Linked DNA regions of Homo sapiens: region 2 is linked to region 1. A link is an interaction called in ENCODE POLR2A ChIA-PET data of the cell type or tissue named here. Cell type or tissue: MCF 10A. All regions are shown on one strand. Links, peaks and the distances in the headings refer to the core of each region. The heading gives the core; the rest is flanking DNA. Region 1 overlaps CTTNBP2 (cortactin binding protein 2). Region 2 overlaps LOC105375470 (a long non-coding RNA gene).

Evidence for each region. ChIA-PET counts read pairs that join two places held together with the same protein. Peaks named below come from ENCODE experiments on the same cell type or tissue, not always from the same donor. Only the 100,000 strongest peaks of a DNase experiment are listed, where the experiment ranks them.
Region 2: POLR2A ChIA-PET joins it to region 1 with 5 read pairs; 2 of 35 experiments call an interaction of 5 or more read pairs at or near these places.

The regions. Positions count from the first base shown.
Region 1 is chr7:117,806,047-117,810,445 of GRCh38, forward strand. The region is part of intron 3 of CTTNBP2 (cortactin binding protein 2); the gene reads right to left. Among named protein-coding and RNA genes, the nearest start is that of CTTNBP2, 65 kb to the right of the region's middle. RefSeq lists an enhancer at 3,868-4,399. In MCF 10A, for the core only: no CTCF peak of the experiment used is centred there; a DNase peak (open chromatin) is centred at 2,405.
Region 2 is chr7:118,176,660-118,181,058 of GRCh38, forward strand. All of the region lies in intron 1 of LOC105375470 (a long non-coding RNA gene), which reads right to left. Among named protein-coding and RNA genes, the nearest start is that of LSM8, 5.3 kb to the right of the region's middle. In MCF 10A, for the core only: no CTCF peak of the experiment used is centred there; no DNase peak of the experiment used is centred there.

The DNA.
Region 1 (4,399 bases), core at 129-4,128:
GTTATTGTCGAATTTATATCTCCTTCGAACCACTTTCAAGCAGGGGCCGAGGGAAACTTTGCATGGAGCAGTAACACCAAACTCTTTTGCAAAAAGCAGTGGATTGTGTGGAAGAGCTCAGAAGAATGAACGCAGCTTCACTGGTAGTGAGAAAGTGGGTGGCTGCTCCAAGAATAGCACCCAAACTGGAAGCTATGAATGAAGAGGCACCAAACACATGGTTTTATAGAATGAAAGGGAAAACTATGTAGGTGGGAGCAAAGCAGCGCTGTAAAGGCAATTAGTTCTAATTCAAAGTGGAAAACTGAGAGGAAAGCAATTACAGCCATTTATAAATTGAGAAAGCAGAGTGCATATCTGCCACACCACAAAATACTCTTACGACATTTAACCATACTCTTGATTGCTCTCCCAAAATCTTTTAAGGCTCGTTGCATCCCTGTCCTCTTCTCTCCCTGGGCACTCCAACCCATCTGCTCAATCTGATAAACAAATACATAACAACAAGATATATTAAGAGATCTTTTCATTTTTTTCCTTTCATTTTTAATTTCAAAGGGGCTGTGGCTAACATTCAGTGATCTGGGCTATACAGTTCTCATCTGCCCCTCCCTCTTAATCTAGAATCTAGAGTTTCAAGAGTGGGAAGGCAAGCCCTGGAAACAGAGGTTTGGCTCATTTCTTTCTTCTTTTTCTCATTTTTTTTTTTTTTTTTTTTTTTTTTTATTTTGAGACAGAGTCTCGCTCTGTTGCCCAGGCTGGAGTGCAATTGTGCGATCTCGGCTCACTGTGAGCTCTGCCTCCCAGGGTCAAGCAATTCTCTTCCCTCAGCCTCCTGAGTAGCTGGGATTACAGGTGCATGCCACCACACCTGACTAAGTTTTGTATTTTTAGTAGAGACAGGGTTTCACCATGTTGGTCAGGCTGGTCTTGAATTCCTGACCTTGTGATCCGCCCACCTGGACCTCCCAAAGTGCTGGGATTACAGGGGTGAGCCACCATGCCCGGCTGGCTCATTTCTATCTACATGGATCAGGCAAACTGCTCTCTCCTTGAAATTTCTACTCAGAGCCACAGATCTCAATCTCCAACTCCCCCTTGACAATGGCTCTGCAATGCTCCTGGGGAATCAAAATGCATTTTTTAATGTAACAATGCAACAAAAAAGACTCAGGAATGAGCTAAATAATCTTTCATGTGCAAAATGTCCTAAATCCTCTCCTGACAATTTTATTACATATGATTCTCTACCATGGTATTACTGAATGAAAGTCTAAAAAGCAATTTAAAATGAAAATACATTTATATATGTGGTAAGCAATATATAATGAAGTAGAGAACATGGAATAAAAATGGCAGAATAAAGTACAATTGTAAGAAGAAATGGGCATATGAAATCAAGGAAACAAAACAAATATTTTGTTCTTTTCTGACCCATTTCCATTTCTTCGGTTGTCTAGCACTGGAAACTCCTTCCTATGTTAGGAGAATTCTCTACTTTATGATTCTCCCCTGTAGAAGCTAAATATGTCCAGTAGTTGCTTTCCTGGTCTTCTGTGTAGTCTAAGCTTGGCTAATGAAATGCACCTGTCTTAGGCTTCAAATAGGTAATGAGTGATACAAAAAAGAAGGACCTGGGGAGGGACCACTCAGGATCTGGAGCAGTGAGGGCACCAGTGCTGTCTGGCATCAACAGGGTGAAAAGAAAGCTGCAGCATCCATTTCTCATCAGCAGAAGCATCTCCTGCTGCAGACTAGCTCTGCAGACGGTACTTGTTTGTGATGCTGGCTGGGAAGAGCTAGTCCTCTAGGCTTTGCTAGCCATGCTGAACCACGATGTAAGCCAACTATTTCTATAAACCAGACAACAAATGCCCTTTCTGCCTTCTCAATGAACATTGGCTTCACCAGCTCAAAACTAAGAATCCTGTCTGAGGCATCTATTGCCATGCAACTCACCTATTTATATTGCGCTGCCACATAGAAGGAGCTGTATCTAATACACACAGTTATTTTTAGTTTTTTCACTGGTGAAAAGAATTGTTCCCCCTCTGAATTTCCTGGTTATTATTTTGGCTACACAGATTCAAAGTTCTGATCAAATTAAAAGGTCTTTCCTTCTTCAGGGCCAGAATTTATACTTCCTGAATGCGAAGAAAATGTTTGAAAATATACAGATTTCCTCCCTACTGTTCAAAGAAATCAGAATGGAAATTCTATTAAAAGATGATAGACAAGATTAAAAAAAAAAAACCTCCAAATATCATTCCATCCTGGGTTACTGGCTCAAAATGGGAAGTGGATTACCGGAGGCAAAGTTCCCCATGATGATTACTCATTAGCTTATTCAAAGTGGCTTCAGAGCCTCAGTCCATTTGCCAAATTGACTCTTGCCCAAATTTCCCTGGCACACAAATTACCAAACAGTTAACCCGCCTATTCGTAGTCGCAGCAGGAGCCAACGCATGAATGAGCACAGACCCTGTTCTCCTGCCTTGAGAGGCAAACTAGAGCAGCGCTCAGGCCAAGTGTCTTAGAATTACCAAAGAGATATGACCGATGTCAGATAATAAATACTTGAATCATAGCTAATGGAGCCTTTGCTTTCCCAGACATTTGCTCTGGCAGTGATTTAAAGAACTGAACTCATTTAAAATAATGGATTTTTTTTCCTTATGGCTTTTAGATGTCTAAAGCTGCAATTTACTCTACATGCGAGGGAACTGAAGACATTTGGTTAAAATATTTGCTTTCAGAGGACTAAAGGTGACAGGTAATTTTGTTGTTAAAGAGATGACTTTGGTGTTTCTGCTTTCATCAGCTGATACGGTATTTTCTTTTTAAGACACAGGGTAAGAGTACAAATTATAACTCTTCGCATACACTATAATCTACTAAAATATAATATTTTTTAAGGACAAAATGTAGCACTCCCTGTCAGAGAAACCCTTCACTGAGACGACACAGCCAATGAAGTTGGCTATAAAGGACTCCTGTATTCCCATTATACATGGGAGACACACCACTGGCTCATTTTATATTAGCCTCTCAGGACCCATAGGACAGAAACAATTTCCTTTCACTATCAGCCAGGTTGGAAATGACCCAGTCATTCAGAAACAAACAGGATGTAAGTTGATTTAAAAAAAAAAAATCAGCTAGATAATAAAATCTTTGATCCAACTAGAAGTGTTCTTTTTTTCTCCTAAAAGAGAAATGAGTTTTGTTAAAGGCAGAACAGAAGTAAAATTTTAGGAAAGTGTTTTTTATATATTCAATGACAACAAAGTGTTTTCTTAATTTTTTATAACACAATATAAAGTCCAGCAGAAATAATTTATTATGAAATAACTCATTTGACACATTACAGGCATAATTGAAATGTATCCCATCCAAGAAATACAAATGAGTTTCAGTGACATCAGCTGAAATTCATTGGCTCTTGTGTATGTGGTTTGTGGGGAGTTTTGAAAACCTCCACATATCTTAGTGGTTGTCTGCAGGGCTTTGTAGAGTCCAGAGTAAAATTCTGATTTTGCCTTACATCTATGGAAAGCCTTCTATTTTTCTTTTACTCAGTGCTTTAGTTTTCTACCATGCAACATACTGAGAAAAATGTTTCCTTTTATGCAGCACCTACACCAGAACACTAACATTTATATGTTAATGTAAAGATGAAATTTCAGGGAAAAGACACGCATGAAATGACAATATGTATCATAAATATTTATAAGTATAGTGCATTCAGGTTAACCATCAACTAGGTGTTACATATGAGATATCAGAAGTTCTCTGAAGAGGCCAAATAAAAGAAACATTTTAATTTATGCTTTAATAATAATGGTGGAGAGAACATATTAGTTTTAATTTTAATCAAACCACACAGCATGAGCTTCTAGCTTTCTCACTCTCTTTTCTAATAAAAGGCATCGATAGTCTTGGCAGCATATTAGAAGGGCAAAATTTAAATTTCTATTTACTTATTTCCTTATTATCACCACAAGTTTTCATTGAACTTTGTACTCTTTGAAGCAGATACTCAAGTGAAAGGAATATGTGTGTGATGGTGGGGGAGGGGGAGAGGAGGAGGAGGTTGGTTTAAATGAAACACATGTGAGCAGGAGGCTTGAGGTCTGCAGCTGACACAGCTATCACACCCCAGAGGTGAGTCTGACACTAACCAGGACTTTAAGATGACACATTGTGAGACTGGACATACCACGCAAACATGCATTCCATTTTCTTCATGTTATTTTCATTTCCCCCCGCCAAAATTAAGAAATAATAAAATAATTTCTAATTGCAAATAACTATTTTAGACAGAAGCTAGATACAGTAAGTTGGGATGTTACTATATGATCAAAGAGTCCTGGTTGCATCACTGGATTAACCTACCTAG
Region 2 (4,399 bases), core at 252-4,251, 370 kb after region 1:
ATATAATGAGAATTTATCAAAAATAAGGGAAAGCCTTGATTTTTTTCTGCCCCATATGTTTTTAATTTAAAATTTTTTTTTAATATTTAGGGGGTACAAGTGCAGCTTTCTTACATGCATATATGAAATCTGGGCTTTTAGTGCACCCATCACCTGAGTAGTGAGCATTGTACCCAATAAGTAATTTTCAACCCTTATTTGCTCCCCATGTGTTTTAATGTAATTTCAGGCATTTGCTTTCTATTGGTCACTCAAGGTTATTTATGTTTAGCTTTTGTCAATGTAATTCTTATACTTCACTCTCACTATTCCATTTACATTTCTATATACCTTCTTACATTATTCATCTCTCATTGCCTAACCTCAGTATTTTTCTCCAAAAAAAAAAAATCAATAAATTAGCATTGCTCTACCTTGCCATACAATGTCTGCAACAAGTCCAAATCAATCTGTTCCTTCTGTGTGGATTATAACATTAAGGAATGAATTCAGACTGAAGATCCTAGTGACCTAAGTAATTTCTGATATCAATATTATTTTCCAATTTTGGCATGCAAAAAATTCAATGGAAATGACAGTATAATTTTACCTGTATTGCAATCCAAGCTGCTAAAGACAATTTTTAAAAGCCAAGCAAAACAATAAAAAAGAAAGCAAATGTACTCAGCTTAAAATAAAGTTCCCTAATCTGGTTCACTATAGTGATAACACATACATGGTAATTTATTTTTTAAAAAAAGATATTGAAAAATGATCAGGTATGGGTGCTCCATTTGGATTAGTCATATGCTGTATGTGCTATTTAAATAAAGCTGCCCAAGTTATACGAATTCAAGTACCCTTCTAGGGCAAAGTCAGAGGTGGAAGAACTGCCTACCTAAAGAATTACTTGGTGCTAAAGGACAGTATGAACCACAGAAGGAGATAAGTAAAACAGGGGCAGGATGACATTATTTAAACTCCAGATTCTCAGTGGAATACTAACATAGTCTGTTATGTTACAGTATTGTCTTTTTTATTTTTTATTTTTGAGACAGGGTCTAGCTCTATCACCCAGGCTGGAGTGCAGTGAGAAGATCTTGGCTTACTGCAATCTTTGCCTCCTGGTCTCAAGGAATCCTCCCACTTCAGCCTCCTGAGTAGCTGGGACTACAGGTGCGCATCATCACGCCTGGCTAATTTTTTGTAGTGACAGGATTTCACCACATTGCCCAGGCTGGTCTGGAACTCCTGAGCTCAAGTAATCTGCCTGCCTTGGCCTTCCAAAGTGCTGGGGTTAAAGGCATGAGCCACTACACCCAGCCGAGTACTGTTTTTTATAGTACACATGAGGTCACATGAGATTGTTAAACAGGAGAGTAATGTTAGAATAATAGGGAAAGTGGGTTGGTTCATACATAATTTTTCATAGCACTTTAATGCTTTGTAGTACAAAGACACAATAGCTGAAGTACAATTATTGCACTTAGTTTTGTGATTGAACCAGGCCTGGGGGAGTATAGCACTCAAATGATGACCTTTCACGGTGTGGGACCCCATTCTTCCCTGGGCTTGGTTCAGCCATATGCTCCATTTTGATAGTGCTTATTTTGCAGCTCCCTCACATCTTTGGGCAAAAGCGACATCAGACAACGAGTCAGAGCCATCCATCTCTGGCAACTCCACATTTCCTGCAAAGTTTGCAACTGCTTCTCCATCTGCTACTTCTGATGATCTCCCGCCCTTGTTTCCATCACTCATCAGTGTCTACCCTTCTGTAAACTGTCATTCTTTAAGCAACCTTCAACTTTTTTAAAAAGGTAAAACTCTTTAAGTTAATATAACATTGCTTTATTTGTTAGGAGTTTTACACGTCCTTCTAAATGAACTACTATTTTCATTTCGGTTGTTATTGTCTGTTAATACTACAGTTCAGTGGTTGCCAGACTTTGTTGTTTATTAGTTAACTACGGATGTTTTAGAATACTGAGGCCCAGCTGAACCTCATTCTATTTAACTCAGAATGTCTTGAGTGTGGGAGCCAGCTATCAGTTTTTAAAGATCATATCAGTAAGTAGCAAAGTTTGGGAACCACCGCTCAGTTGTTCAGAGTTTGAGAGGGCTTTCCCAGACTTATTTTTTCCTTAGGCTCTTATTTTAAGTGAGCCATTTTCTTAAAATGTGAAGATTTTCAGGAATGTATTATACACAGCATATTATAGCCAGAATGTTTTGTCATTTTTTGGCTTCTGCTGTGGTCTGGATACTGGTGTCCTCCAAAATTCATATGTTGGAACCTAATATCCAATATGATAGCATTAAGAGATGGGGTCTTTTGGGAAGTAAGTCATAAGGACTCTGCCCTCATGAACAGGATTAGTGCCCTTACTGAAGAGGTTGAACGGAGCAGCCTTGCCCCCTTCTGCCATGTGAGGATGCAGCAAGAAAGTGTCATCTATAAGGAACAGGCCCTCATCAGACACAGAGTCTACTGTTGCTTTGATCTTGGATTTCTCAGCCTCCAGAACTGTAAAAAATAAATTTTTGTTGTTTATAAATTACCAAGTCTAATGTATTTTGTTATAGCAGCCCAGTTTCCAAAATAAAAATAATGTAAAGGGAGAGCAGGATTTGGGGAGTAAAAAATGGCTGGTAAAAAAAAAAAAATTTTTTTTCTTTTTTTTTTTTTGAGACCAGTCTCAGTCTGTCGCCCAGACTGGAGTGCAGTAGCATGATCACGGCTCACTGGGCTTAAGTGATCCTCCCACTGCAGACTTCCAAGTAGCTGTGAATACAGGTGTGGGCCACCATGCACAGCTAATTTTTGTATTTTTAGTAGAGATGGGTTTTTCCCCATGTTTCCCAGGTTGGTCTTAACCTCCTGGGCTCAAGCAATCTGCCCACCTTGGCCTCCCAAAGTGCTGGGAATACAGGTGTGAGCCACTGCACCTGGTCTAAAAATTTTAATAATAAAAATCAATTTTAAAAATACCATAAAGAATGCATAAAAGCATACGTAAGTATTTTATTAATATATATTGCCCCTTATGAGGTGAAACAGAGGGCCTCCTGAGATATACCGGTTCTCCAGATCTTTAAGGTAAAGTATATGCCCGTGTAAGTATCACCAGTATGTTCCGTGGCCTTGCCATTGGCTAGTGAGCAAAGTGTATCATGTTTACACAGTTCTACAGATTGGCCCCATCTACTTTGTTAACAAGCAGTCTTGCCTTTTCCTGTGTCTCCCTAATCTTGCTAACCTCTGATTCACCAACCACCATTACTATGCCACCTAGGATTTGCTGTCTGCCTCATTTCTTTTCTTTTCCATTTTTAGATAGGGTTTCACTCTATTGCTCAAGCTGGAGGGCAGTAGCTCCAACATGGCTCTCTGCAGCCTCAACCTCCCTGGCTCAAGCTATCCTCCTGCCTCAGCCTCCCAAGTAGCTGGCACTACATGTGCATGACACCATGCTCAGCTAATTTTTTTTTTTTTTGGTGGAGATGGGGTTTTGCCATTTTGCCCAGGCTAGCCTCAAACTCCTGGACTCAAGCAATCTTCCTACCTCAGGCTCCCATAGTGCTGAAATTACACGTGAGCCACTGGGTCTGGCCTCATCACCTTTCTTAAGCTCTGTCTTCAAATCACTTTTTTTCTGCCTCTCCATTCTTTTATTACTTATTAACCTCTGTGAGCACAGAATATGCCTCTCCATTCTTACTGCTACAAATCAGAAACGCATATCTGAACTCCTGCTGGCCTTTTTATCTTCAGTTTTTACCTCCGCTAAATATTAATGTCAGGACCAAGCGTGATGATTCACGCCTGTAATCCCAGCACTTTGGGAGGCCGACGTGGGCGGATCACCTGAGGTTGGGATTTTGAGACCAGCCTGGCCAACATGGTGAAACCCCGTCTCTACTAAAAATACAAAAATTAGCCAAACGTGGTGGTGCATGTCTGTAATCCCAGCTACTCGGGAGTCTGAGGCAGGAGAATCGCTTGAACCCGGGAGGCAGAGGTTGCAGTGAGCCTAGATCGCACCACTGCACTCCAGCCTGGGTAACAAAACGAGACTCCATCTCAAAAAAAAAAAAAAAAAATTAATGTCAGGTCATTTTCCTAAAGTGTATTTGCACTTCTTCTCAAGCACTGATTTAAGTCTTACCTGTTTTGTAAAACCTCCCAAGATTTGAACTCATATCCATCTTTCCCTTCCTTAAGCACTTAAAATGTGCACAGCTGAATCTATCCAATCATAAAAAATGGCCATGAACAAAACACCGTATTGGAATAAGCTTTGGGACTTTAAAAAAAAAAAAAAGGTTATTTATGGTATAGTCTATGTCCTTGAATAACAATGAGTACTCATTATATATCAGGCTCTTCAAGTATTACTTTTAGTTCCTCAACAATTAG